Regions from separate parts of the Homo sapiens genome. Here region 1 is linked to region 2. Evidence: chromatin loops called from intact Hi-C (ENCODE). Cell type or tissue: endothelial cell of umbilical vein. All regions are shown on one strand. Each heading gives the region's core, and the rest is flanking DNA. Links, peaks and the distances in the headings are about the cores only. Region 1 overlaps SOX13 (SRY-box transcription factor 13). Region 2 has its middle 28 kb from the start of SNRPE.

The links. Peaks named below come from ENCODE experiments on the same cell type or tissue, not always from the same donor. Only the 100,000 strongest peaks of a DNase experiment are listed, where the experiment ranks them.
Region 1: it touches region 2 in a loop (6-fold over the local background); 2 of 110 quality-filtered maps call a loop at or near these places.

What each region holds. Positions count from the first base shown.
Region 1 is chr1:204,101,188-204,116,420 of GRCh38, reverse strand. It overlaps SOX13 (SRY-box transcription factor 13), which reads right to left. Exons shown (of 14, transcript NM_005686.3): 2 at 3,287-3,506; 3 at 1,989-2,100; 4 at 1,816-1,902. The coding sequence starts at 3,505. Among named protein-coding and RNA genes, the nearest start is that of ERLNC1, 33 kb to the left of the region's middle. RefSeq lists enhancers at 6,685-7,528, 7,529-8,371, 8,372-9,215. In endothelial cell of umbilical vein, for the core only: no CTCF peak of the experiment used is centred there; DNase peaks (open chromatin) are centred at 7,580, 8,160, 11,660 and 11,960; H3K27ac peaks cover 2,822 bases.
Region 2 is chr1:203,882,179-203,897,411 of GRCh38, reverse strand. No RefSeq gene overlaps it. Among named protein-coding and RNA genes, the nearest start is that of SNRPE, 28 kb to the right of the region's middle. RefSeq lists an enhancer at 7,928-9,127. In endothelial cell of umbilical vein, for the core only: no CTCF peak of the experiment used is centred there; a DNase peak (open chromatin) is centred at 8,441; H3K27ac peaks cover 1,934 bases.

The DNA.
Region 1 (15,233 bases), core at 4,242-12,241, 220 kb before region 2:
TTATTGAGCAATTGCTATGTCCCAGGACCATTAGGGGCTGAGCCACAGAGATGATGACACAAGATGCTTGCCTTGAAGGGGGCTCTTCATGTTGCTACCTGGCAACTACTAGCCTAGAAGTTCTCCCCTATTAGCCATGAATTCCAGGCCCCCTGAAAATGCTGACAGTGGGACATGTCAGCCCCAGAGCCCCAGGCCTCTTCAATGTCCTCGAGTGCTCAGCGCCACACAGGGTCAGGGTGGACAACCATCCCATCGGAGGGATCCAGTGGGACACACTCAGGCTTTGAAGCAAGACAGGTCTGGGGTCAAATTCCCATTTCAACCCATCCTGTCTGTGAGCTGTTAGGCAAGTTACCAATTTCTCTGCACTTTAGGGTTTTCAAAATCTTGGTAAGTGGGCATAATAATAATCACCTCAGAGGGTTACTATGAGGGATAAATGAGCTAATAGAGGCCAGGTGTGGTGGCTCACGCCTGTAATCCCAGCACTTTGGGAGGCCGAGACAGGTGGATCACTTGAGGTCAGGAGTTCGAGACCAGCCTGAACAACATGGTAAAACCCCATCTCTACAAAAATGCAAAAATTAGCCGGGTATGGTGGCGCATACCTGTAATCCCAACTACTTGGGAGACTGAGACAGGAGAATCGCTTGAACCCAGGAGGTGAACTTTGCAGTGAGCCGAAATCACACCACTACGCTCCAGCCTGGGCAACAGAGCGAGCTGTCTCTCTCCAAAAAAAAAAAAAAAAAAAAAAAAAGAAGAAGAAGCGCTAATATATGCAAAGCTCTTAGTCCAGGATCTGGCACATGGTCCTCAACCAATAAATGTTAGTGTCCCCCTGACCTCCAGTTTAGCTCCTGTCTGATGCAGCAGTTTATTCCTGAGTGCCTGGCCATAGACCTTTTTTTTTTTTTTTTTTTTTAAAAAAAAAAAAAAAAACAACATCGGAATCACTCATGGATCCTTTGAGAAGTATAGAGGCCCAGGCCCCTACCATACCCTGGGGTTCCCATTCAATAGGTGGGGGTGGAGCCTGGGCATCTGTACGGTTTTAAAGTTCCCTCTGTGGGTGTGATCAATGACAATGCAAAAATGATCATTCTGGCTGGGTGCAGTGGGTGGCTCATGCCTGCAATCCTAGCAATTTGAGATGCCAAGGTGGGAGGACTGTTTAGGCCCAGGGGTTCGAGACCAGCCTGGGCAACATAGTAAGACGTCATCTCTACAAAAAAAATATAAAAATTAGCCTGGCTTGGTGGCAGGTGCCTGTGTTCCCAGCTACTCAGGAGGCTGAGATAGGAGGATCATGCAGGAGGTTGAGGCTGCAGTGAGCCAAGATTGTGCCACTGCACTCCAGCCTGGGCGACACAGGGAGACTGTATCTTAAAAAAAAAAAAAAATCACTCTAAGGAACCCAAGCAGCAGCCCATTAGTAACTACTTTTCACTCACTTAGTGAGGTCCAACTGACCTAGAATTAATTAGAGTGAAAGGGAACTTTCTGCTCATTTTGCGGTTAGACTCGGGAAGTGGCAATGACATGCCTGAAGTCACAAGGGTGCCTGGTGAGAGCCCAGATTCAGAGTCATGGGATTTGATTCCTACCAGGCCTCTCCTGCATGGGATGAGTGAGACCTAATGCTTGGGGCCTCCAGGCGAGGGATGGTGATGACCCCTAAGGCCAGGCAGGAGCCAGATGGCACAGGATAGGTATGTACCAAGAACTGCCCTACAGAGCCAGGCTGCGTGGCCAGACCAGGAGAAGAGAGATGGGGTTCAAACATCTCCCCCACCCCCAACAGGCCTTCACCTTTGACATCTTTGGCTTCCATAGAGTTCCTTCCTAGAAACCTCTCCTTCCAGTCACTGGACAACAGCTTCTCTATGGCTGGCACCACTGGAAGACAGCAAAGGGGTGAGGAATAACCGTCTTAACACCTCCCTGCCTCAGGCCTCTGCTTCTAACTAGGGCAGACATCCTACCTTCTTTCAAATTTCGGTTGAAGTCCAGCTTCTCCTGGCTTCCAGAGGCAGCCTCCGACACTCCTGGTCTCTTGGGTTCTGGGGACCCATTACCCTCTGGAGAGCTACAGTCCTGCAAGACATACTGAATTGTCACCATAACCCCCAAGAGAAGGGGACAGGCTGCAGGGAGGGCTGGGCACCCCAAAGATGTGTACCCTGAGGGATCCCAGCCCTATCCAAGTCCTACTTCTCCACTCACTAGGTCCCTTTGGCCTCCACCTGCCCAAGCTTTGTTTAGGAAAAGAACAGAAGATTTCAAAACAAAAGACCTGGGTTTCAGTCCAGGCTCAGTGACTCACACGATGCTTGATCCCACACAAGTCCCTGAAATGCTCTGAACCTGACTTCCCTCTTTTGAAAATGGAAATATTAATACCTCCTCTGTCACAGGATTGTTGCTGGGATCAAGGGAGTTAATGCATGTGAATGAGATTTGCCATTACAATCAGGGGCCAAAAGTCAGCTATTAGTTATCACTCCCTTGAACATACCCACTACACCAGCTGGGCTGCATAGGGGAGCAGGTAGGGGCTGGCAAAAGTTACTCACACTCCCCACTGCCTGCCTCACTCCTCTTCTCGTCAAAGTCCTCCCCATCCTTTAAGGCCTAGCTTGAGGCTCTACTTCTCCAGGAAGCCTTCCTTGATCACCAGTGCCCCCACCCCCCACCTCCTTCCTCCAGGCTGGATTCTTTCTTAGAGCCCATAACTCTCCTCATTTTCACTTATTTGGATTTTAATTATATATCACCTTTTTACATCTCATATGTGAAATCAGAATTTTTAGGAGCTGCAAGAATCCTTATGAATCATGCAGCTCAATTCTCTTGTTTTTTTAAGGGTCAAGAACCGTATCATCTTTAACAGTGACCTAATTCTTGCTTGTGTAATCAGGTTGATTTTCCCAAATCATCTGAAAAATCTGGTAGATTACTTTAAAGCCAAACTTTAGCATGTGTGTCCCATCTCCCCATCTAGTCCTCAGAAGCAAGGACTGGGTCACACATAGGTGAACTGTCACTATCAAGCGAGTAAGTACAGGCATGAGTCTAGGTCCTGCTCTGATAGGTGACCCCGCTTCCAGCCTCAGACTGAACTTGGCAGTGCCTCCCTGCTTCCCTACATGGCGTCTTACCCCTAGGATCACCACTTCTGCCTGTATCTGCTGCCATCTAGGGGAGTGGGCCTGCCCAGCCGAGCAGAGAGCCCAGGTACAGCGCATGGGTGTGAGGATGGAGGCAGGGCGGGGACACTGACCCAGGAGCCCCTGAAATTCCCCTGGGCTGGAGCTTGGGGGTCAGCACTATCCTGGGAGGCCCGGGCTGGGTCTCCAGGCTGAGGTTCAGCGGCAGTGGCTGAGCCCTGGGGGGCCTCGTGGCAAGGCTCTTTCTTCTCCTCTGACTTGATGGTGCAGTTCACCATGGTGCCAACGCCATCCAGGGCCAGCTGGGCAGAGATGGGGCTCCTCATGGACATCCTGGGGGAGGGACAGAGTGAGCTGAGGTGAGTCCCCAGTCGTAAACTTCTGCCCAGAGGCAGTGACCCTACTGTTTGCTCCCCTGACCCCACCCAAGTGCCTCCTGGTGCCTGTCACATGGGCACACTCACAGAAAGGGCAAGCTTACTTGTGAACCCACAGAAAAATCAGCAAAGCCTCTTGTATCCCTCATGCTTTTTTGTTTTGTTTTTTGCTTTTTAAACAAAAAGTTCTAGAGAAGAGTGGGCCTACCCTTGCGCAGCAGCTGCCTGTGTAATGCTTGGGACTACGGGACTAGTGGACTGACGGCCCAACTAACGAGGCCAGATACTGACTGGCTGTTTCTGAGCCCAACAGAGTTGGAGAGCGACAGCGAGAGAGAGAAAGTGTGTGTGTGTGTGTGTGTGTGTGTGCACGCATGTGTGCATGTGTCTGTGCATGTTTGTATGTATACAAATGCATTTTTTTTTTTTTGAGACAGAGTCTCACTCTGTCACCTAGGCTGGAGTGCAAGGGCACGATCTCGGCTCACTGCAACCTCCGCCTCCCAGGTTCAAGTGATTCTCCTGCCTCAGCCTCCCGAGTAGCTGGAATTACAGGCACACGCCACCACCCCCAACTAATATTTGTATTTTTAGTAGATATGGGGTTTTGCCATGTTGGCCAAGCTGGTCTCCAACTTCTGACCTCAGGTGATCTGCCCGCCTCAGCCTCCCAAAGTGCTGGAATTACAGGCGTAAGCCACCACGCCCAGCCTACAAATGCATTTTTATAATTAGTTACCAATACTTAAAAATCAAGAGATAACACATAAAAATCTAGATTTGAACTTCTAGCTCAATTGTTTTTGTGGTAAAAATTGGCTGGAATTGAGTAATGGGTATTTCTTATGGACAGGCCAGTCTACTTTAGCCTCTACACTCCTACTACTCCTCAAAAAGGAAACCAAGTATTAACTATATAAGACATATATTCTTCTATATATAAGACATATAGTCTTCTTCTTACAGTGGAGATAAGGTAAAAGTAAATGATTTCTTGCTTCATGCATCTATCACACGGGGGGAAATAGCCGGGTATGGTGGTTCATGCCTGTAATCCCAGTTACTCAAGAGGCTGAGGAAGGCACATCACTTGAGGTCAGGTGTTTGAGGCCAGTCTGGACAACCTAATGAGACTCCCATCTCTTTAAAAAAATAAAGGGCGGGGGTGGGGGGAATAACAGACTGAGATGATTGGCTTTACGAAAAATATTTTCCGGTATCTAGCTAGAATCTCTCAGAGTCTGGCCACCATAGGCATCTGAGTTTGCAGTTCCTAGTTTAAGCAGCTGGTATACCTGGCAGACCCTCTTGAGACTCTGCACCTGCTGTTCCTTTCCTGTCACATCACTGCCTGGGACATCTGAGGAGCTGAGCAATCGCAGCATCTCAGGGAGTGGTTTCCAGGGGTCATGCCAGGCTTGGGCGGAGCAGCAGATGCCTATCCTCCAAAGTCACAGAGATGCGCTCTGGGTTCTAGTGGGAACACAGCAGGTTCCAGCTATGCATGGGTCCTGCCTCAGCTACTGACTAGCCAAGTGACCTAGGGCAAGTTGCTTAGCTGCTCTGTACTTCAAGTTTCCTCATCTGTAAAATGAGCATGGTAAGAGTCTCTACACTATAGGATGGCCGTGAGGACTAGGAGTTGATATTTATATGGTACTTAGAATAGTTTGTGGCACCAGTAAGCACCGATCTGGTGTTTTGTTGTTTCCTTGTTTATCACATTTCCAAATAACATCACATGATCTGGTGTTTGTTAAACCACTACTAGTTGGAATGCAGTATAAGGACCAGCAGCTTCAGCATGCCTTGGGGGCTTGTTTGAGAGGCAAAGTCATAAGTCCCTCCCACAAATCAGAATCTCTGGGAGTTAGGCCAGGGATCAGGTTTAACAAGACCTCCAGGTGATTTTGATATGCACTAGTTAGAAAAGCACTGTTAAATACATTTTTTGATTTTTTTTTTTTTGCATGGGGATTAGATGTTTAGGGGAAGTATGTAAGGCTAAAATCAGATATAGTAAAAATATCCCTACAGTAAAAAAATTCCTTAAACCTCCCAGGTGCAGTATGGTATTTAAATACTGCATCAGCTCTGTATGGATGCATTTGGATAGATTGCATCAACTCTGTAAAATGTTTGTTATGTATTATGAAACACGCATTGTATATAATAGAGTACATGTAGAGTATTTTAAATAAGCATTATAATTGAATAAAATATATACAATCAGCCCTCTGTATTTGTAGGTTCCACATCCATGGATTCAACCAACCTCAGATCAAAAATATTTAAAAAAGAAATTTCATCTGTACTGAACAAGTAGACTTGTCATTATTCCCTAGACAATATAGTGCAAAAACTATTTATATATGATTAACATTATATTAGGTATTATAAGTAATCTAGAGGCACAGGGGCTCATGCCTGTAATCTCAACACTTTGAGAGGCTAAGGCAGGAGGATTGCTTGAGGCCAGGAGTATTGTATTTTTTTTGTAGAGACAGGGTCTTGCTATGTTGCCCATTAGCATGAGCAACATAGCAAGACCCTGTCTCTACAAAAGAATACAAAAATTAGCTGGGCATGGTGGCATGCGCCTATAGTCCTCGCTACTCAGGAGGCTGAGGCTGGAGGATTCACTTGAGGCCAGCAGTTTGAAGCTGCCAAGATTAAGCCACTGCACTCCACTCTGTCAAGGTGACAGAGCAAGGCCCTATCTCAGAAATGATAACAACTGGCCAGACGCGGCGGCTCATGCCTGTAATTCCAGCACTTTGGGAGGCCGAGGCGGGTGGAGCACCTGAAGCCGGGAGTTCGAGACCAGCCTGACCAACATGGAGAAACCCCATCTCTACTAAAAATACAAAATTAGCCGGGTGTGGTGGTGCATGCCTGTAGTCCCAGCTACTCAGGAGGCTGAGGCAGGAGAATCTCTTGAACCCGGGCGGTGGAGGTTGTGGTGAGCCGAGATGGTGCCATTGCACTCCAGCCTGGGCAACAAGAGCGAAACTCCGTCTCAAAAAAAAATAATAATAATGATAATAATAATAACAATAAATAAAAAACAAGGTATACGGGAGGATGTGCATAGGTTATATGCAAATACTATGCCATTCTATATCAGGGACTTGAACATCAGCACATTTTAGTATCTTTGGAGGTCCTGGAACCAACCGTCTCAGATACAGCGGGATGACTATATACAGTCCTACATCAATTAATAGCATAAACATGTTCTGAGAAATGCATCACCAGGCAATTTCTTTGTTATTCAAACCTCATAAAGTATATTTACACAAACCTAGATGGTACAGCCTACTACACACCAGGCTGTATGGTATAGCCTATTTCTCCTAGGCTACAAACCTGTACAGCATGTTATTGTACTGAATACCGTAGGTAATTGTAATGCAATGGTTAAGTATTTGTGTATCCAAACATCCAAATATAGAAAAGCTACAGCAAAAATACAGTAGTAGAATCTTGCAGGACCACTGTCCTATATGTGTTCGGTCGTTGACAGAGACATTGGTAGGCAAGCAGTGCATGAGTGCATGTGTATTTGATTTGATTCCACCTTGCTGATCAGACCAGACTCTCCTGCTCACCCACTTTCAAAGTGTAGGGTTCCCCAGAGGCTGGGTCCCAAGACAGGGCACTGCAGAGAGGGGCCTCCATGACCATAAGTACAAAGGCCCCATCCCACCTAGATGCAGAGAAGAGAAGAGACCCCAGGCCAGCTCACCCTGGGGTCCCCTCCTACAGCCCAGGGGCTTGGAGAGCGTCCAGAAAGCAGGCGGCTCAGCCCATCCGGGCACCGGGAGGGGCTCAGAGCCAGGCCGAGAGCAGGGGGGCGAGAAGTGGGAGTGGGTGCAGTTGGGGAGGGGGTTTTATCCTGAAGCCGAAGGCAGCAATTACATAACAAACAAACCCTGGGCTCAAGCTGTGAATTAATCAAACCGCTGAAAATAAAACCTTCCTCTCAGGAACTTCAGACAAAAGAAATGAAAACAACCAGGCTGGCTGGAAAATAAAAGGCAGCAGCACTGAATGGGGGACAAAAGGAAGCCAGACAATAGGGTGTTGGACAAAAGCAATAAAGCCAAAGGAAGTGTGACAGGCGCACAATGCGGGCCTGTGGGCCTCTGATCCGTCGGCTCAGCGCCACCTCACTCACACCCACTGCGGGCGCAGGCCGGCCACCGGGTCCCTCCTCACTCCGGACTTGGGTCCTAAGGGTCTCTCCTTCATTCTGTCCCAACTTCAGGGGCCTCCAGCTCCCACCTCAAAGCCTTCCTGCTGCAGCCCAGAAATCCCAGCAGCAGCCACAGCCTCCAGGAGCATGGTCAGATGAACAGGACACAAAAGTCCAAGGTCTCCCCAGTTGGGGATGGTGAACGACCATCCATCCCTGGAGCTGATGGTGGAGGCAGAGGAGGCCATCATCTGTCCTAATTAACCCTAGGACTGCACGGCCCAAGATTGCAGCCACTTGCCCCATGCGGCTACTAAGCACTTATAATGCAGCCAGTCCCAACAGAAATGTGCTGTGGGCATCAAACCCACCCCAGGTTTTGAAGGCTTAGTACATGGAATAGAATGTAAAATAGCTCATTAGTAATGGTTACTGATTACAAGTTGAAATTCTTTTTGGATAAGTTGGTTAGATAAAATACATCATTAAAATTCATTTCACCTATTTCTTTTTATACTTTTTAATACAGCTACTAGCAAATATTACACATGTAGTTCCCATTATATTTATGTTGGACAGCGCTGCACTAGGACACCTCCTCCCTTTGAGCTTCTACACACACTTAGCCTCCACGGTCCCTCCAGCCAGGCACCATGGATCACCCTTATATTAGGGAGCCTGTCTCCTGGGCCTCTCAGTGGCCTACCCTGGCCTCCAGCACAAAGACAATGGCTCCTGGTGACCAGCCAAGCCAGCTTAGAGGTGTCAGTCTGTTCACTAGGGCTGGGTGCCCACCAGATAACCCTGCCCAGACAAGGGCCCTTCCATCCTCACAGGTGTCTGGCTCAACGGCAGGTGCTGGGCACTGGCCCTTAGTTGGTATCCTCTGGGCCCACTTGTCCATGAAAAGGCAACAGCCCAGGCACAATGCCACCCCGCCCCCAATGGAGAGCAACTCTGGGTCTCACCTTTGGGGGAGAGGGTCCCTGGGTACCTCTTTTACCTCCCTCTCCCCCTCCCCAAGCACAGGCCTGCTTGAGAAGAGCAGCTGCTTTCCCTGCCCTGTCTGGTCTTGAGGGAACCAAGCCCCAGCCTGCCATGGCCCAGAGAGACGCAGGTGTCTCTGTGAAGAGCATCAGTACCAGGCTCCAGACCCTAACCATCCCAGGGAGGGGAGCGACGGTCCCATGATCAACTAGATAAGGGAGGAAAGGCAGTGAGATGGAAAGAGAGGGGTCATTATGTGGTCACTGCTCTGTCACTCTGCAGCTGGGGGTCTGCACAGTTTGCTTCACCCCTGCAAGCTGTGTCTATAAAACAAGGGTCCTGGAGGGAGTCAGGGGACAACTTGGAAGACCCGCAGGGTTTGAATCCAACAACCTGGGTTTAAATTCCTGCCCTGCCACAGGCTGACTTGTATGAACCTAGTCAAATTAATTAACCTCCCTTAGCCTGTCTCCTCATCCATACAATGGGTACAATAACCCATGTCTCACTGGTGTCCATGAAGATCAGATAATACAGGGTGAATATCTATTCTGTAAGTTGTGCGCAGTCCAGGATGCTCTGAGAGTCAAGTGGTTGAGAGAAAAGCCTCTAGGGTCAGACAGACTTGGGTACATTTGAATCCCAACTCTGACCAATCATTGCTGTGCAACCTTGGGCAAGTAACTTAACTTCTCTGAGCCCATTTCCTCCTCAGTAAAATAGGAATAAGAAACTCAACATCAAGAGGTGAATCTCCTGTTAACAACACCAGACCCTATCAGAGTGCCTATTTTACATTCTCATGGCACTTTGAACTTGACCTTAAAAGTATTTATCACAATTGGTAATGATACCTTTACACGCTTAATTTATTTTGGAGTCGCTGGGCGCGATGGCTCACGGCTGTAATCCCAGCACTTTGGGAAGCCAAGGTGGGCAGATCGCCTGAGGTCAGGAGTTTGAGACCAGCTTGACCAACATGGTGAAACCCTGACTCCAGTAAAAACACAAAATTAGTCAGGTGTGTAATCCCAGCTACTTGGGAGGCTGAGGCAGGAGAATTGCTTGAACCTGGGAAGTGGAAGTTGCAGTCAGTTGAGATCACGCCTCTGCACTCCAGCCTGGGCAACAACAGCGAAAACTCCTTCTCAAAAAAAAAAAAAAAAAATTTATTTTGGAGTCACCCAGTAGCCAAAAATATACCTGTTTCTGCTCATCACTGTAGCTCCAGAGCCTAGCACAGTGCCTGAAACACAGTAAGTGCTCGATAAATATTCTTAGAATGACAAGAGAGTGACAGAGTTCAGCAGCACAGCACAAAGCAGGTCTGGATGCTTAACAGGTGATGGATACTGTTAGGACTATTAGACAGCTCCTGCTCTCTCAGGTTTTTCTCCCACACCCAATTATCCTCTGCTGCCTCTTCCTTGGGTCTAAGCTCTTCCTATGAGTTACCTAAATACCCCCAGCAGCAAAGCGATTCCATTTCCTTTTCTTTTTACCTTGGGTCGGATAAGAAACACTTTCCATACTTTTTGGATTTAAAGACCCCGTTGGAGTCCTCCCTTAAGTCTCCCTTTAGACTTTCCAGAAACTAAAATAATCCCTCAAGTTCCTTTACTCCTTTGTTACACAGCATGCTCCTTGCTTCAGTCATTTTCCATGTGGCTCCGCAGGAGGTTTTAAGGTCAGTAACCTCAAACTCCACTGTCCCAAAATGCCCAGAAGCCAAAGAACGCTGGGTCCACAGGATACAGGAGTTACTGGGCTCCCTCAGTTTCCACCCTAGTCTGATGCCTTGGTACTGGTCAGAGGCCACAAGTCCACAGGGTAGCCCGTCAGCCCCTCGCTTGGATGGAAGTGCTCCTGCGTGCCCAGTTTCCTCTCTTGCCCAACCTCAACACATTTTATAAACAGAGAAACTGAGGTCAGGAGATGTTGAGTTCACGCAGCTTTTGGGGCAGCACTGCTTCAAGACTGTATAGAATGGCCGGACTCATATCTGTAATCCCAGCACTTTGGGAGGCTGAGGCGGGTTGATCACCTGAGGTCAGGGGTTCAAGACCAGCCTGGCCAACATGGTAAAACCCCATCTCCACTAAAAATACAAAAATTAGCCAGGCATGGTGGTGCATACCTGTAATCCCAGCTACTCAGGAGGCTGAGGCAGGAGAATCGCTCAAACCCAGGAGGCGGAGGTTGCAGTGAGCCAAGATTGCACTGCTGCACTCCAGCCTGGGTGACTGAGGGAGACTCTGTCTCAAAAAAAAAAGAGATTATACAGAGTCAGAGGCCTTCAGCCAGCTGGGGCGCTAAGCGGCATCTCTGCTCTGCCCTCCCTTCCTTCTCAGGAACCCACCTCACAATCCCTCTTCCATTCTTCTTCCTCTGTGGTCTTATCTCACCCAAGTGAGCATCCTTAAGAAGTGAAGACCTCTAAGGAGAGGGCTCCAGCCATCTTCGCCCTTGACATGCAGAGCCTTGAGTCTCAGCTTGTGCCTACCAGGCCCCGAGGCCCCCAAATCCAGCACCTGAGACAAGGTATAGAGAGGCACCCGCCTCCATGGAGGGACAGTGGCTCAAAGCATGGCGCTTATATGACAAAGCCCGCTGCAGGTGCCGATCCTCTTCCTCTCTCCTCCCCACAACCAGCCCTGTCACGGCCCCTCTGAACCCCACCAACCCACAGGCGCACACAAACCTAGCCCCTTTCTGCCCAAAACAAATCACCAGCCACTTCCTCTTCTAACCAGTCAACAACTGACCCTGTTGGATTGGAATCAAAGGAGTTTTTACTGTCAGTCCTTCCTCCCTCCACAACGACAGCCTTCCCCCACCCTACAAAAAATATCTAGATGAAGATAAAGATAGAGATAAATTCCAGTCATCGTAGCATGACGGGTGACTCAGACCCTGGGGTACAGGAAGCCTGAACAGACAGGCAGACCCTCTGAGAGGGCCAATGGCTACACTTCCCCGCTGGGCACACACTAATCCCCCTCCACTGCTGGCTCCCACTCCCAAGCTTGCTCTGAGTGGGTGGTGCCAAGGGGCATCACCAGGGAAAGAGATCCATGCAGCAGGGGTGGGGCAGGGCTTGAGTCCCAGGGGAATGCCACTTCCTCTGAAAGCCCCCAGAGAGCTGAGAACCTCAGGCTGCCCTAAACAATAGGCCAAGGCGTGGGTGCCCAGAACAGTGCCCCGGTGCCACATCCTGCCATTCTTCTCACAGACCACACCCTGCCACCCTTCCTGGCTACACCCGATCCTATCTCTAATGTTTACTCAGAGCTGGGAGCTGGACTGGCTGCAGGCTTGGGACAAAGCTTTCCTGCGAGTCCCTCTCACCCTTTCCAGCCTCTGTGAGCCCTGGGGGGTATCAGATCCAGGGCACGGCCGGTCTGGTCTAGCCCAGCTCAGGGGGGCCACAGCCAACACTCCCTCGGCTGTTTCCAGGCTGGTCAGGGTGGCATTCACCTGGTAGAGTGGCCAACATCAGACAGAGGCTGGGTCAACTCCCAAGCATGGGAGAAGAGGCACTTCCCCACAGCACCTCAGGTACAGAATCACAGTCCAGCCTGAGCTTCTGTGGCTGCCGGGACTCAGCTGACCCTGGCCCAAGGGCACAAAGGAAAACAGTGGCCAGGGAGAGACTGTAGCTGTGATGTTCCCACCTGGTCCTCAGGCCTCAGAGGCACCTGAGTCTTCTCCCAACCCAGTGAGTGGGTCGAGAAAGAGACAGATGGGACTGCTTGAAAGCGCCATTGAGGCTCCCAGTGTGATGTGTGCCTCCAGAAGGTCCCAAACCGAGAAGAGGTCAACAGTGTCTCTAGGAGGCCCTTCTCTGGAGGCCTTCCTGCCTCTAGAACCCAAGCCTGTCTCCAGGTTCTCCTGCACCCCAACAGTGCTAGAAGGCAGGGGTAGGCCTCATCCTTGTTTCCCAATGGCAAGGCCAAGCCTGTGTCCTGGACAGGTGAGCACATCTGGCTTCCTGCAGGGACAGTGCCCAGCCTAGGGCTGGGAGATGCAGAAATTGTGCAGCTGAGGCTGACTGGCCATGTCAAAGGCCCCTTGGGGGATAGCCCTGAATACTGACCAAAGGAATGGGAGGCAAAAAGCAAGCATGCAATGCTACAGCACTTACTTGGCTGCAAGCACTAAGTGAAAGGCTCTTCATTCACATTCCTGCTTAATCCTCACAAGAACACTACAAAGACTAAGGCTCGGGGGCTAGAACGTCCTACTGAGGGCCCAGCAGAAGTAGCATTTGAACTCAGGCCTCGCTGATGTCTAAATCCACATCCTTTCATTTATCAGCTGATGCCCTGGCCACTCTCCTCGGTGCAAAATAACAGGCTCTGGTCCAGCAGAGATAGAATGGCCACTGTCTTCACCTCTTACAGGATTGCAGTTGTTTCTGACTTGAGTCATAGCCAAGGAAAACTTAGTCAAAAGAAACCCAGGCAGCTCTGGCAAGTTGGGGGAAAGACTTCACCTCTCAAAACCCCCATTTCTTCATGTGTAAAATAGAGATTCCAAGAACTATTTTGTGAGTAAGAGATAAGGTATAATTACAGAATCTGGTACAGAATATATGTTCAGGGAAGGAGGTAAGGAGAAAGAGCCCTAAAGCAGGAAGGAGTCCCTCTCCCTCCCTGCCCCCAGGGCAAGGGGGAGAAGGACTCACACCCTATTCTCCTCCCCAGCCAGCCCAGCTCTTCCGGAGGCAGGTGGGTGGGTGTGATGACCCAGCATTGCTGGGAGGCATCCTGGTGTGGCTAATGGAAAAAGGACTTTGTCACATGGACCTGTGTCTGAAGACTGGCTCTATTATATACCACTAGATGTGTGGCCATGGGGAAGTTTCAGTTTCTCTATCTCTAAAATGGGAACAAATAACACCTACCCCATAGAGATAGAGAAGACTGAATATGATGGTGTTTGTGAAAATCAAAAAAATGTTTGCTCCCTGACCCACCGCCACCCCCTTCCCCCACATGGTCAAACAAGCAGAAGACATGCACCTGCAGAACACCAGGGCCCGCCACCCTCTTCCTCCTCCATCTGCTCCATGTAGGTCTCCCTCCCTAGCCTAGGTTATCAGTTTTCTGAATGCCCTGTTGATGTCCCCAACCACCCTGGAAGCCCCAGCAGGTGCCCCACAGTGCAAACAGGCGGAAAGGCTACAAATCTGCCAAGGAAGCCCCACATTCGCAGCGCCACCGCTTATCTGGCCAAGCCACGGTGCCTTCCCTTCCCCGGCTGATGACACAAAAGCTCTGCAGAACTCATGAGCTCCCTCATTTCCTCTGGAGCCCACAAGGGTGAAGTGCTATATCATTAACCCTTGCGTTCTCCTGCCAACCCCAGAGGGAGAGGAAGGTGGGGACCATAGGGATGACTACAGACAGCGGAAAGGACAAGCGCAACTAGTCTGCAAACAGCCATGTTTACCCGCCAGGCTGATGAAATCTCACCTTTGCCAAACACTCCTTCTCCCAGTACTGGGGTGGGCTGGGCATTATCGGCTTTTGCTTTGTGACAAGTCTAAGCCATGTAGACTAAGCCCTCATAGTACATGGTGAAATGAGGCTCTGGGAGACACGCAGCATTGGTTCAAACCCAGCATCCGTCTTAACTAGCCAACTAGTTTAACTCTCTCAGCCTCACCATGTTGCCCAGGCTGGTCCTGAACTCCTGGGCTCAAATGACCCTCCTGCCTTTATCTGTAACTGGGGCAAATAGTAATATATACTCACTAGTGGGGTTTCAAAGAGTAAACGAGATAACACAGGCAAAGCCCAGTGCCTGGCACACAGCCGTGATGAACAACTGTAATGGGCATTTTACCATTGTCATCTAGATTAGGAGGTGAAGGGTGGAAAATTGGGAAGCAGCTGGGCTCTAGGTAGCCCAGTGAATACTTGAGACTTAACCTCTTTACACCTCAGATTCATTGTCTGAAATGGGGGCTAACAATACCTACCTCTTATGCTTGCTAGAGAACTGATAAGTTATTATATAGAAAATACTTAGCCCAATGCCTGGCACAAAGCAGATTGGCACTTAGTATTGTGGTGGCTGAATGAAGGACTGTGTTTCCAGGAAACCTCTACCAGCCAGACCACTCAGCCCCAAACCAGTATGTTTCCAAGGCCTCCTGCCACTTTTTTTTTTTTTTAAATAAAGAGGGAATCTCGCTATGTTGCCCAGGCTGGTTTGAACAGCTGGGCTCACGTGATCCTCCTGTCTCAGCCTCCCAAAATGCTAGGATTATAGGTGTTAGCCACCGCGCCCAGCCATCTAAGGCCCTTCTTAAATGCATTTCAAATATCAGCCTCTACCCATCTGTGAGCCCACAGCCCACTCCCAAAGTGGGCACTTCCACACAGCATCCTGGGATCCCAAGGGCTCAGGAAAGGTTTCTCTCCCCTTCCCACCTCAGGCACCCAACTCATTGCAGAGGCAGGAGAAATGGGTCCACGATCCAGATGGGTA
Region 2 (15,233 bases), core at 4,245-12,244:
CATGGACTGCATAGAAGGATATTATTTAGTTTCTAAATATTTGTTAATTTCCCAGAGATTGGTTATTTCTAACTTTATTGAGGTCACACGTTGAATGATTTTTTTTTTTTTTTTTTTTTTTTTTGAGATGGAGTTTCGTTCTTGTTGCCCAGGCTGGAGTGCAATGGCGCAATCTTGGCTCATCGCAACCTCCACCTCCCGGGTTCGAGTGATTCTTCCTGTCTCAGCCTCCCAAGTAGCTCGGATTACAGGCATGTGCCACCACGCCCCGCTAATTTTTTTGTATTTAGTTTCACCATGTTAGTCAGGCTGGTCGTGAACTCCTGACCTCAGGTGATCCACCCGCCTTGACCTCCCAAAGTGCTGGGATTACAGGTGTACGCCACTGCGCCTGGCTATGAGGTCACACTTTGAATGATTTTAATCCTTTTAAATGCATTGATACTTGCTGCCCAGAACTTAGCCTATCTTGATAAAGTCCCTTGTGCACTTGAAAAAAAGTTTTCTGTTGATGCTGAGTGCTGTATAGTTTTTATTTTTAAAAATGTTTATCAAATCCCCTATTTTAAGAAGCATTTTTAATATAATTTTTTTTATTATTATTATACTTTAAGTTTTAGGGTACATGTGCACAATGTGCCGGTTAGTTACATATGTATACATGTGCCATGCTGGTGTGCTGCACCCGCATTTTTAATATAATTTATTTTTGCTGCTAGGTACTCTGTAAATATCTGTTACATCAAGTTGGTTGATAATGTGGTTCAAGTCTTTTACATTCTTATTAATTTTCTACTTAGCAATTATTGAGAGGTGCTAAAATCTGACTGTAATTGTGAAAACTGTTTTTCCTCACAGTTCCATCAGGTTTTTCTTTATGTATTTTGAAGCTGTCATTTAGGCAAATGAACATGTAGAATTGTTATGACTTCTTATTGAATTGACCCTATGATCTCATAAAATATCCCCTTTTCCCTGGCAATATGCTATGTTCTGAGATCTACTTTGTCTGATACTAATATAGTTTCATCAGATTTCTTTTTATTACAGGCATATCATTTAATATCCATTTGCATTTAACCGATTGTCTTTATATTTAGAGTGGTTGTCTTGCAAGCAGCATGCGGTAGGGTCTGTGATGCTAATTGGGGTGTTGGGACAATTCTGAGTATAACTATTGAAAAGGTCGGTTTTAAATGTACCACCTTGCTGTTTGTCTTGTTTGTCCCAGCTTTTTTTCCTTTTTCCTTGCCTTCTTTTCAGTCTTTTAGATTGAAGAGACTGTGTGTGTGTGTGTGTGTGTGTGTGTGTGTGTTTTGGAGAGTCTCACTCTGTCACCCAGGCTGGAGTGCAGTGGCACAATCTTGGCTCACTGCAACCTCTGTCTCCTGGGTTCAAGCAATTCTCCTGCCTCAGCCTCCCGAGTAGCTGGGATTACAGGCGTGTGCCACCATACCCAGCTATTTTTTGTATTTTTAGTAGAGATGGGGTTTCATCATGTTGGCCAGGCTGGTCTCAAACTCCTGACCTCAGATGATCCACCCACCTCGGCTTCCAAAAGTGCTGGAATTATAGGCATGAGCCACCGCACCTGGCTTAGACTAAGAATTTTTAATGACTCCATTAAATCTCCTTGGTTGACTTATTAGCTTTTCTATTTTTCTTGTGATTACTTCAGGATTTATCATGTACAAGGTGAAAATCTTACAGCATGCCAGGTGCAGTAACTCATGTCTGAAATTCCAGCACTTTGAGAGGCTGATGTGGGAGGCTTTCTTGAGGCCAGGAGCTTGAGAGTAGCCTGGGCAACATGGTAAGACCCCATCTCTCCAAAAAAAAAAAAAAAAATCTTACAGCAGTATGATTTCACTTCCCCCATCTTGGCCTTATTCTATTGTGGTCATGTATTTTACTTCTCTCTCTATATATATATGTAAAAGAAATCCCATGATTAATTGTAGTACTTTTTCCTTTAAGCAGTAACTGTTTTACCAAAAAAAAAAAAAAAAAAAAAAAAAAAGCTTCTTGTTCTTCATTTTTTTTTGTAGATCCAGACTTCTATCTGGTACCTTTTTCCTTGTCCCTGAAGGACTTAATACTTCTTATAGTATAAGTCTGCTGGTGATGAATTCTTTCAGCTTTTGTATTTCTGAAATAGTCTTTATTTCACCTTTCTTTTCTTTTTTTTTTTGAGATGGAGTCTCACTCTGTCACCCAGGCTAGAGTGCAGTGGTGCGATCTCAGCTCACTGCAACCTCTGCCTCCAGGTTCAAGCAATTCCCCTGCCTCAGCCTCCTGAGTAGCTGGGATTACAGGCATGCGCCACCATGCCCGGCTAAGTTTTTATATTTTTAGTAGAGACAGGGTTTCACCATATTGATCAGGCTGGTCTCAAACTCCTGACCTTGTGATCTGCCCACCTCAGCCTCCCAAAGTGCTGGGATTACAGGCATGAGCCACCATACCTGGCTCACCTTTGTTTTCAAGAGATATTTTGGCTGGGTATAGAATTCAAGGTTGATTTTTTGTTTGTTTCAGTACTTTAAAGATGTAACTCCATTGTTTTCACACCTGCATTGTATCTGATGAGAAATATGCTGTCATCCTTTGGTTTCTCTATCTGTAACATGTCTAGTTCCTACTGCCTTTAATATTTCCTCTCAATTTCTGGTTTGAACAATTTTTCAAGTGTTATGTGTCATGATATTATTTTCCTTGTCTTCCTTGTGCTTGAGGTCCATTAGACCTGTTAAGGGCTTATAGTTTTCATCAAATTTGAACATTTTTCAGCCATTATTTTTTCAAATCCTTTTTCTCTCCTCCCCTCTCCTTTGGAGACTCCAATTACACACAAATTAGACTGCTAGAGGTTCTCCCACAGTTTACTGATATGCTATTCATTTTCTTCAGCCTTTTTTCTTTAATTTTGAATAACTTCTGTGCTATGTGTTCAAGTTTACTAATCTTTTATTCCACACTCTCTAATGTGCTGTTGATTCTAACAAGTGTGTTTTTCATATCACACACTAAAGTTTGCATTTTCAGAAATTTGATACTGGTCTTTTTTTTTTTTGAAATGAAGTCTCACTGTGTCACCCAGGCTGGAGTGCAGTGGCACAATCTTGGCTCACTGCAACCTCTGTCTCCTGGGTTCAAGCAATTCTCATGCCTCAGCCTCCCGAGTAGCTGGGATTACAGGTGCCCCCCTGCCCCGACCCCTACACCATACCTAACTTTTGTATTTTTAGTAGAGATGGGGTTTCACCATGTTGGCAAGGCTGGTCTCAAACTCCTGACCTCAAGTGATCCACTTGCCTCAGCCTCCCAAAGTGCTGGGATTACAGGCATGTGCCACCGCACCCAGCCTGATGCCAGTCTTTTCAATCTTTCAATGTTTCAAGCATTCCTCTACTTTCTTGAACATACAGAATATACTTTTAACTAGTTTCAATATCCTTGTCAATTAATTCTATCATGTGTCATTTCCAGGTGTTTGTATTTTTCTCATTGTGGTTGCATTTTTCTGCTTTATTGCATGATTGATAATTTTCAACTGGATACCAGACATTGAATTTCACCTTGTTGGGTGCCAGATATTTTTGCATAATATAATAATATTCTTAAGCTTCGTCCCAGTTTCTCTCAAAACTCACATTTAAGCTTTGTTAGGTAACACCAAAGCAAGCTTAGTCTAGGACTAATTTTCTTCCACTATTAATGCAATGTTCTTCTATTTATTTTTCAGACAGGGTCTCACTCTGTTGCCCAGGCTGGAGTACAGTGGCACAATCACAGATCATTGCAGCCTTGACTTCCCTGAGTTCAGGTGATCCTTCCACCTCAGCCTCCTGAGTAGCTGTGACTACAGGTGCATGCCACCACACCTGGCTAATTTTTGTATTTTTTTGTAGAGAAAGGATTTCACCATGTTGCCCAGGCTGGTCTCCAACTCCCAGGCTCAAGTGATCTGCATGCCTTGGCCTCCCAAAGTGCTAGGATTACAGGTGTGAACCACCGTACCCGGCCTGCAATGTCCCTTTAAATATTCTATCTGACCCCTTTTGAGGTATGAGGTCTTTCCTCTGTAGCTGGCAGGAATAAAATCTTTTCCCAGTCCTTTGCAAAATGCATGAAAAGAAGTGTTTATTCTGCTTCTTTTTGATGTTTACTTCCCTTGCCTGGGTTGTTACCTCACATGTATGTGCTGGTCAACCCTCTGAAGACTTGAGGCGGAAACTCTGCACATCTCCAGTTCTCTCCTCTCCAGAACTCTTCCCTGAAAACTTTATTTCCTTGGGTTGCTGTAGATTCCCAATCCCATCTCAACTCAGGGAGACTCCCCTGTGTTCCACCCAGGTTCCTACCCACTGTACTGAGGCTTGAGAAAATCTCCTTAGATGTTAAGTTTGATGAATTGTAAGGCTCACTTCATATGGTTACCTGAGAGAACAACCACCGTCCTGGAATGCCTGGTGTCCTACTGTCTGAAATTTAATTGTTTCATATTTCTTATTCAATTTTTTTTTTTTTTGAGACGGAGCTTCACTCTTGTCACCTAGACTGGAGTGCAATGGTGCGATCTCGGCTCACCACAACCTCCGCCTCCCGGGTTCAAGTGATTCTCTTGCCTCAGCCTCCTGAGTAGCTGGGATTACAGGCATGCGCCACCTTGCCCAGCTAATTTTGTATTTTTAGTAGAGACGGGGTTTCTCCATGTTGGTCAGGCCGGTCTTGAACTCCTGACTTCAGGTGATCCACCCGCCTTAGCCTCCCAAAGTGCTGGGATTACAGGCACGAGCCACTGCACCCAGCCCCAGATTTTTACTTGTTTCTGTTAAATCTGATCCCTCTTACTCCATTTTGACTAGAAGCCTACTGTTTTATTTGTTGCAGCTATGATTACAAGCCTGTTGTGGAGGAAAGACATGAACTCCTCTATGAATTTAATGAAAGCTACTGACCACATTCCCCTCATAAATGAACATTCCTTGTTATTTTAAATGTAATTTCAGGTAGGTTCATTGGCTCCTGTATCTGGTATGAAGGGCTCATGGATCCGACACTTAGAATTCTTGTTTTTTCTTTTTCTTTTGAATTTTCTTGAGTTGGCTTTCTGTTAATTCTACCCTTCTGTTCCTTTCATTTTAGTATTTAATCACTTTGCTCATCAATTTTGTCCTTTTCTTGTTCCTCAACCATCATGTTTACCTTTTTGTCTTTTTAAGTTTTTTTTTTTTTTTTTGAGACAGGATCTCACTCTGTCCCCCACGCAGGAGTGCAGTGGTACAATCTTGGCTCACAGCAGCCTTGACCTTCCAGGCTGAAGTGATCCTCCCACCTCAGCTTCCCGAGTAGCTGGGAATACAGGCATGCACCACCACATCTGGCTAATTTTTGTATTTTTTGTAGAGACAGGCTTTTGCCATATTGCCCAGGCTGGTCTTGAACTCCTGGGCTCCATCCACCCACCTCAGCCTTCCAAAGTGCTGGGATTATAGGCATGTGGCACCATGTCTAGCCTCATGTTTACTTTTTTTTTCTTTTTTTCCAGACGGAGTTTCGCTCTTGTTGCCCAGGCTGGAGTGCAATGGCGTGATGTCGGCTCACCACAACCTCCACCTCCTGGGTTCAAGCGACTCTCCTGCCTCAGCCTCCCAAGTAGCTGGGATTACAGGCACGTGCCACCAAGCTGGGCTAATTTTGTATTTTTAGTAGAGATGGGGTTTCACTACTTCTTGTATTACACACTGAAGACAAAAAGCAGGGTCATGCAGTAATAACTGTGTAGTCAGCCCATACTTTAAATGGGACACTAGTTACTTTTAAGCAGTAAACCCTGACAATGCCCACCCTTTACCTATAACCAGTCGACCTGCATTGGCATTCCTTGTTCTCCTTTCTACAACCTAAACATTGAAAACTCTAGTCTCAGTAACTCAGATCTTCCTTTAGACAGTGAGTTGTCTGTGTTTGCAATGTTTTATTTATTTATTGTTTTTTTGAGACAGGGTTTCACTTTGTCACCCAGGGTGAAGTGCAGTGATGCAATCACAACTCACTGCGTCCTCAACCTCCCAGGTTCAAGCAATCCTCCTGCCTCAGTCTCCCTAGTAGCTGGGACTACAGGCGGTGCCACCATGCCTGGCTAATTTTTGTATTTTTTGTAGAGACAAAGTTTTGCCATGTTGCCCAGGCTGGTCTCAAACTCCTGAGCTTTAGTGATCTTCCCACTTTGGCTTCCCAAAGTGCCAGGATTACAGGCACGAGAGCTACTGTGCCCAGTCACAACATTTTGAAGCTGTGAAAACAGTGGTTTTCTTCACTCATGTCACCTACAATGTAGGCCAGTGTCGTCCAACAGAAATACAAGCCACATATGTAATTCTAAATTCCCTAATATCCACATTGGCCAGGCTCGGTGGCTTACTCCTATAATCCCAGCACTTTGGAAGGCCGAGGTGAGCAGCAGATCACTTGAAATCAGCAGTTTGAGACAAGACTAGACAACAAAGTGAGACTCCACTTCTACAAAAAAATACAAAAATTAGCCAGGTATGGTGGCATGCACCTGTAGTCCCAGCTACTCAGGAGGCTGAGGTGGGAGGATGGCTTGAGCCTGGGAGGCAGAAGTTCCAGTGAGCTGAAATCAAGCCACTGCACTCCAGCCTGGTTGACAGAGCCAGACCCTGTCTCAAAAAAGAAGCAATATCAAAAAAAAGTAATTGGTGGAATTAATTTTGTTTTACGTAATCCATTATATCTAAAATATAACTATTTCAATGTTACAAACATAAAAATTATTATTGGCTGGGTGCGGTGGCTCATGCCTGTAATCCCAGCACTTTGGGAGGCTGAGGCAGGTAGATCACTTGAGGTCGGGAGTTCGAGACCAGCCTGACCAACGTGGAGAAACCCCGTCTCTACTAAAAATACAAAATTAGCTGGGTGTGGTGGCGCATGCCTGTAATCCCAGCTACTGGGGAGGCTGAGGCAGGACAATCGCTTGAACCCGAGAGGCGGAGGTTGCAGTAAGCCGAGATCATGCCACTGCACTCCAGCCTGGGTGATAGAGCCAGACTCCATCTCAGGAAAAAAAAAAAAAAAAAAAAAAAATATATATATATATATATATATATAATATAACATATAAATATATAATAGAAATACATATAATATATAAATATATATTATGTAATATAATACTAATATAATATAATATAATATAACATATATAAATAGATATATTTGTTGACATGGAGTTTTGTTCTTGTTGCCCAGGCTGGAGTGCAATGGTGTGATCTCAGCTCATTCTGAGCAGCAATTCTGCTGCCTCAGCCTCCCGAGTAGCTGGGATTACAGGCATAAACCACAACGCCTGGCTAATTTCGTATTTTTAGTAGAGACGGGGTTTTACCACGTTGGCCAGGCTGATGTGGAACTCCTGACTTCAGGTGATCCACCCCCCTCGGCCTCCCAAAGTGCTGGGTTACAGCCGTGAGTCACCGTGCCTGGCCAAATGTCTAGTTTAAAAAGTAGACTGTCGTACACAAGTTGTTCCAAACATACTTAAAGGTTTTCTAAACCAAAAAGTACGTTCCTTAGCCTTAGCACATTTTAAGTGCTCAATAGCCACTTATGGTTAGTGACAACTATATTAAACAGCATAGGCATAGGTCCTTTATGAAGAGTTACAGAATACCTCATTTCCGTGGTGATTTTGCTTTATTCCTACACAACACACTAGCACACACACATACATATATATTAAAACATTGCCTAAATCTTTGTAAGCAGATTTCACAACAGGAAGAAGTATGTCAAAATTTCAACTCAGGAATGGACTCAACATACTGATTTTAAAAAACAGTTAAGAGGTATTTAAACCTCAAATACTAATCTCTGAAAAAAGCATAGTTGAAATTCATAGCCAAATTTTTGACATTTCCCTCTCAATAACCTGTCTCCAACAAGTCTATAATCAATTCAATCTATTTATTTTTCTCTAGGCAAAGTCATAAGACCTTTTCCCCCAGGGTATATACATTCCCAATGTCCTTCTTTTTCTAAATCTTATTTATAATACGTAATAACTATAAAAATGCTGTTATAAAATATAGATACCTGCTCATAGAAATACACTTCATGAGGTATAAAAGATGCACAAAGATGTTTACTGTGGCATAATTTGTAATAATGAAAAAGCTGAGCTTCACAAAGAAATGTATTATAAATTATGATTTGTCAACTCAATGGAATACCATGAACAAAGCTTAGAGGGCAACAGGAAATGACTATTGTAGAAAGCATGATTATGGGTGATACATTGTAAAAAACCCTGATTCCTGTCTTAACAATGGAATGGGGAAAAAAAGAAACACCCTAGAGTTAAAACAAGGTAGAAAGATTGGAGTAGAAAGTACTTTTTCTTTTCTTTAGGTGTCTCAAGGAAATTAACAATAAGAGAAGAAAATGAAATGCCCTCACTGACCTTCCCTCCAGCCTTTCCTGCTGCTAATTCCCTGAAACTGAACTCCAGCCAAGACTTCAGAAGGATCCTATACATAAATGGAATCAGGCTTCAGGTTTCCTCAAGAGTGGGTGGGAAAGTTATGTGTGGAAAGGTCTCAACTAGAAGCCAAGAAAAGATCCACTTAGCAAAAAACCATACACCTTTTCAAAAAGAATGACCCAAAAAATTATTTCTAGTCCAAAATTTTGATAAAATTTTTAAAATTCATAAGAGAAAATATGGGACTTCCCAACCCAATATTCAGGCACATGATGTGAATCTCAATAACTGCCTAAAGCAAAGATAGTAACAATGTATTATGGGACTGAGAACTAAAAGTATGACGAAAAGAGTACAAAGAGGGCTGGGCACAGTGGCTCATGCCTGTAATCTCAATACTTTGGGAGGCTGAGGCAGGAGGATCACTTGAGCCCAGGAGATTGAGACCAACCTGGAAAACACAGACCCTATCTCTACACACGCAAAAAAAAAAAAAAACCCAAAAAACAAAACAATTAGCTAGGCATGGTGGTGCATCCCTGTAGTCCTAGCTATAGGGGAGGCCAAGGCAGGAGGATCACTTGAGTCAGGAGTTCAAGGCTGCACTGAGCTATGATTGTGCCATTGCACTCCAGCCTAGGAGACAGAGCAAGATCCTGTCTCTTAAACAAACAACAACAACAACAACAAAAACGCACAATGAAGGGAGGAATTGGAGGTATAAGAGTCTCATAGCATACATGGAGTGTTAAAATACTACTGAAAGCAGACTGGGCACGGTGGCTCATGCCTGTAATCCCAACACTTTGGGAGGCCAAGGTGGGTGTATCATCTGGGGTCAGCAGTTCAAGACCAGCCTAGCCAACATGGTGAAACCCCATCTCTACCAAAAATACAAAAATTAGCTGGGCATGGTGGTGGACACCTGTAATCCCAGCTACTCCAGAGGCTGAGGCAGGAGAATCGTTTGAACCCAGGAGGCAGAAGTTGCAGTGAGTTGGATCGTGCCACTGCACTCCAGCCTGGGCGACAAAAGCAAAACTCCATCTCAAAAACAAAAACAAAAACAAAACAAAACAAAAAAAGCTACTGAAAGTAAACTGTAGTAAGAAAGATGTATACTGTAATCCCTAGGTAATCAAGTAAAAGTCTTTTAAAAAATGGAGTATAGCTAATAAGTTTAACAGTAGATATAAAATGAAATCATAAAAATCATCCAAAGGAAAACAAAAATTTTGAGGAAAAAAAGAGATGGGGATGGGACAAACAAAAAACAAGTAAGGTGATGTAAAGAACCATTAAGTATCCTTAGTTTTACCCTACTTGCAGGCTAAGCAAGCCCCCCTCCCCGCATGGTTTCATGGGTGCTAGTAGAAAACATGTGAAATGTGAGTCAGAGGACAGTTTACTACTCTTATCAAGGACAATATCCAATATATCAGCATTTTCTTACAAGTTCCCCAAATCCTAATTCTCAAAGGCAATGCAAGGATGGCCAAATGATACTCACGTGCAATGGGTTGTGTTATGAGCAGAAAAACCTTGAATTTGAGGAACCAAATTTTTTATGCGATGTCTGCTCCATGCTCTGGTGGTACACGCCTGTAATCCCACCTACTTGGGAGGCTGAGGCAGGAGAATCACTTGAACCTGGGAAGGGGAGGTTGCAGTGAGCTGAGATCACTCCACTGCCCTTCAGCCTAGGCAACACAGCGAAATTCCATCTCAAAAAAATAATAAAAATTTTTTTAAAAAATAAGGCATGTTTTCAATCAGTAACCAAAGCTTCTGCCTTAAGAAACTAGAAAAAGATCAGATTAAACCCAAATAAAGAGATACATAGAAATAATAAAGAACAGAATAGATGAAGAATGAAAGTAAAGATACCTCTACAGATCCTACAGGCATTAAAAGGATAAGGGAATATTGTGAACTACTTTGTGCCAATAAATTTAATAGCTTAGATGAAATGGACAAATCCCTTAAAAAACACAACTCCAGCTCCCCTGGGCTATTCTGGGCACACTGCCTATGGGGTACCTCTGCTCTGCAAGGAGCAATAGAATAAAAACACAACTCTCAAAGTTCACTCAAATGGAAGTAGATAACCTGGATAGTCCTAGATCTATTAAAGTAATTGAATTCATATTTAAAGCCATAAAAACAAACCATGGAGATTGGTAAACTTAGGGGGAGGGAGTTGGAGTATCTGTTTGGAATACAGAGTATTCTTATAGGGTAGTCCTGCGAGATAAGGGTGAAGGGCAGGTTGAAGGCAGATTATAGAAAACATTGAAAGTCATGCTAAGGATTTTAATTTCTATTGCACAGGCAAATGTCGTTTTCACTGTGTGCTCCCAGCACTTTAGGAGGCCGAGGTGGGCGGATCACCTGAGGTCAGGAGTTCGAGATCAACCTGGCCAACATGGCGAAACCCTGTCTGTACTAAAAATACAAAAAATTAGCTGGGCTTGGTGGCAGGCGCCTGTAATCCCAGCTACTTGGGCGACTGAGGCAGAAGAATCGCTTGAACCCGGGAGGCAGAGTTTGCAGTAAGCCAAGATCTCGCCATTGTACTCCAGCCTGGGCAACAAGAGCAAAACTCTTGTCTCAGGAAAAAAAAAAGAGAAATGTACTGCATAATCTTTTATATGTAGACTCTCTAAAAAAGTCAAATACAGATGCTCCTTGACTTATGAAGGGGTCATGTCCTAATAAAGCCATTCTAAATTGAAAATACCATAAATTGAAAATAAGGGCTGGGCACAGTGACTCACTGCTGTAATCCCAGCTACTTGGGAGGTTGAGGCAGGAGAATCGCTTGAGCCCTGGAGGTGGAGGTTGCAGTGAGCCAAGATCGCACCACTGCACTCCAGCCTACATGAAAGAGCAAGACTCCATCTCAAAAAGAAAAAAGAAAATAAGGCCAGGTGTAGTGGCTCATGCGTGTAATCCCAGCACTTTGGGAGGCGAGACAGGTGGATCACTTGAGGTCAGGAGTTTGAGACCAGCGTGGCCAACATGGTGAAACCCTGTCTCTACTAAAACAAAAAATACAAAAATTAACTGGGCATGGTGGCAGGTACCTATAATCCCAACTACTCAAGAGGATGAGGCATGAGAATCGCTTGAACCTGGTAGGCAGAGGTTGCAGTGAGCCACAATGGCACCACTGCACTCCAGCCTGGGTGACAGAGTGAGACTCCATCTGGAAAAAAAAAAAGAAACTTTTGTTTTTTACTTATTATATATTAAACTTACAATGGGTTTATCTGGCTATAGCCCCATAGTAAGTCAAGGAGTGTACTAAATGTATATTATTTTCTCACCATCCGAAAGTTGAAAAATTGTAAGTTAGAGATCATCTGTACATAGAAACAGAGGAGAACAGCAGTTACCAGGGGCAGGGAAGGGGAGAAATGGGGAATGGTAGATTAAAGGGCAAAAACTGGCAGTTGTGTACGATGAGCAGGCCTAGAGACCTAATGGGCAGCATGAGGAAAACGGTTAATAATACTGTATTACATATGAAAAATTTGCTAAGACCGTAGATTTTAAGTGCTCTTACCAGACAAAAAAACAGGTAACTATGGAAGGTGACAGGTTAATTTGCCTGACTGTAGTAATTATTTCAGTGTTGTATACCTTATAGACAACTTAAAAAAGAAAATCCCAAGCAATCTACAAAAAAACACCTACTACAACAAAGAACTGAGTTTAGTAAGGTCATAGGATACAAGGTCAATAAAAACAATTGGAAGTCAAAATTATAAAAACAGTACCATTTACAGTGGCATCAAAAATATAAAACAGCCAGGTACAGTGGCTCATGCCTGCAATCCCAACAGTTTGGGAGGCCAAGGCAGGGCAATCACTTGAGCCCAGAAGTTTGAGACCAGCCTGGGCAACATGGTGAAATCCTTCCTCTACTAAAAATACAAAAAATTAGCTGGGCATGGTGGCATGCAGCTGTAGTCCCAGCTACTTGGGAGGCTGAGGTGGGAGAATCACCTGAGCCTGAGAAGTCAAGGCTGCAGTGCGCCATGACCCCACCTCTGCACTCCAGCCTGGTCAACAAGAGTGACACTGTCTCAAAAAAAGAAAAAAAGAGAAATACTCGTGAAGGGATAAACCTAACAAAATGTGGTAAAGCTGAAAACTACAAAATACTGATGAGAGAAACAGAAGAAAAATCCAAATAAATGGGGAGATATACCATATTCACCACTGGAAGACAATATTGTTTTTCATTTGTTTGCTTTGAGACAGATTTTCGCTCTTGTTGCCCAGGCTGGAGTGCAGTAGCTCGATTTCGGCTCACTGCAACCTCCACTTCCCAGGTTCAAGCAATTCTCCTGTCTCAGCCTCCCGAGTAGCTGGGATTACAGGCACACACCACCACCACCACGCCTGACTAATTTTTTTGTATTTTTAGTAGAGATGGGGTTTCACCATGTTGGCCAGGCTGGTCTTGAACTCCTGACCTCAGGTGATCCACCCGCCTCGGCCTCCCAAAGTGCTGGGATTACAGGCATGAGCCACTGCACCCAGCCAACAATATTGTTAGGATGACAATTTACCCCAAAATGCTTAATAGAGTTAATCAATCTCAACCAAAATCCCAGGTTGTTGTTTTTTTTAAAGAAATCAATAAACTGATTCTAAAATCTAAATGGAAAGGTAAAGACCCTAGAATAGCCAAAATACTTTGAAAAGGAAGAACACAATTGGAGGATTCAAATTACCCGAGGCCAAAGTTTACTACAAAGCTAAAGTAATCAAGACAATGTGGTATCATTAAAACAACAGACCTATAGGTCAACGAAACAATAAGAGAATTCAGAAAAATACCCACATATATGGTCAATTGGTTTTGAAAAAAGGTACTAAGGCAATTCATTGAAAACCAATAGCCTTAAACAAATGGTTCTTGAATAACTGATCATCCATATGAAAAAAAATGAACCATAATCCATAACTCACACCATTATTTTAAAAATTAACCCAAAATATATCATAAATGTAAAAATATAAGAATTTTAAAAGAGGCCAGGTGTGGTGGCTCACGCCTGTAATCTTAGCATTTTGGGAGGCCAATGCGGGCGGATTGCCTGAGCTTAGGAGTTTGAGAGTAGCCTGGGCAACATGGTAAAACTCCGTCTCTACTAAAATATAAAAAGTTAGCCAGGTGTGGCAGCGTGTACCTGTAGTCCCAGCTACTCGGGAGGCTGAGGCAGGAGAATTGCTTGAACCAGGGAGGTGGAAGTTGCAGTGAGCTGAAATTGTGCCACTGCACTCCAGCCTGGGCGACAGACCAAGACTCTGTCTCCAAAAATAAATAAATAAATAAATAAATAAATAAATAAATAAATACAAACATAAAACTTGTGTTCTTTTTTTTTTGAGACAGGTTCTCACTCTGTTTCTAAGGCTGGAGTGCAGTGGCATGATCTCAGCTCACTGTAGCCTCGACTTTCCAGGTTCAAATGATCTCCCACCTCAGCCCCCCAGACTTCAGTCCCCCAGGTAGCTGGGACTACAGGTGTGCACCACCATGCCCAGCCAGCTAAATTTTGTAGAGATGGGGTTTCACCATGTTGTCCAGGCTAAAACTTGTGTTCTTTAAAGATATTATAGAGAAATGAAGACAAGCCACAGACCAGCAGAAAATATTTGCAAAACACTTGATAAGGAACTTTTCATCCAGAAGAACCCTCCCAACACACACATAAAAAAGGAAATCAAACAACCCAATTTTTAAAAATCAGCAAAAAGTCTTAAGAGATACTTCACCAAAGAAATATGTGATATCAAATAAGCACATGAAAAGACACACAAAATCATTTGTCACAGGAAAATGACAATTAAAACAATGAGATACTGCTATTCATCTATTAGCATGGAGAAAAAAACAAAAACAAAAAATAAATCTGACAATACCAAGTGTTGGTGAGGATACAGAGCAACTAGAACTTTTTTTTTTTTTTTTTTTGGAGACGGAGTCTCACTTTGTTGCCAGGTTAAGTGCAGTGGCATGATCTCGGCTCACTGAAACCTCTGCCTCCCAGGTTCAAGTGATTCTCCTGCCTCAGCCTCCCAAGCCAAGTAGCTGGGACTACAGGTACATGCCACCACACCCAGCTAATTTTTAGTAGAGACGGGGTTTCAATGTGTTAGCCAGGTGGTCTCGATCTCCTGACCTCATGATCCGCCCATCTTGGCCTCACAAAGTGCTGGGATTACCGGTGTGAGCCATGGTGCCTAGCCGCAACCAGAACTCTTAAACATTGCTAGTGGGCATGCAAAATGGTGCCACCACTTTCAAAAACAGTCTGAGAACCTCTCACAAAGTTAAACACAACTAATCATTTGACCTAACCATCACATTCCTAGATATTCATCCAAAAAAGTTCAAATGTTTACAAAAGGCCTACACATAAATTTTACTTTATGCAAAATTGCCCTAAGCTGTAAACATCCTTAATGTCAACTTCTTTTTTTTTTTTTTTTTGAGATGGAGTCTTGCTCTGTTGCCCCCAGGCTGGAGTGCAGTGGCACGATCTTAGCTCACTGCAACCACCGCCTCCCCAGTTCAAGCGATTCTCCTGCCTCAGCCTCCCAAGTAGCTGGGATTACAGCCACCCACCACCACGTCCAGCTATTTTTTTTTTTTTTTTTAGTTGAGACAGGGTTTCACCATGTTGGCCAGGCTGGTTTTGAACTC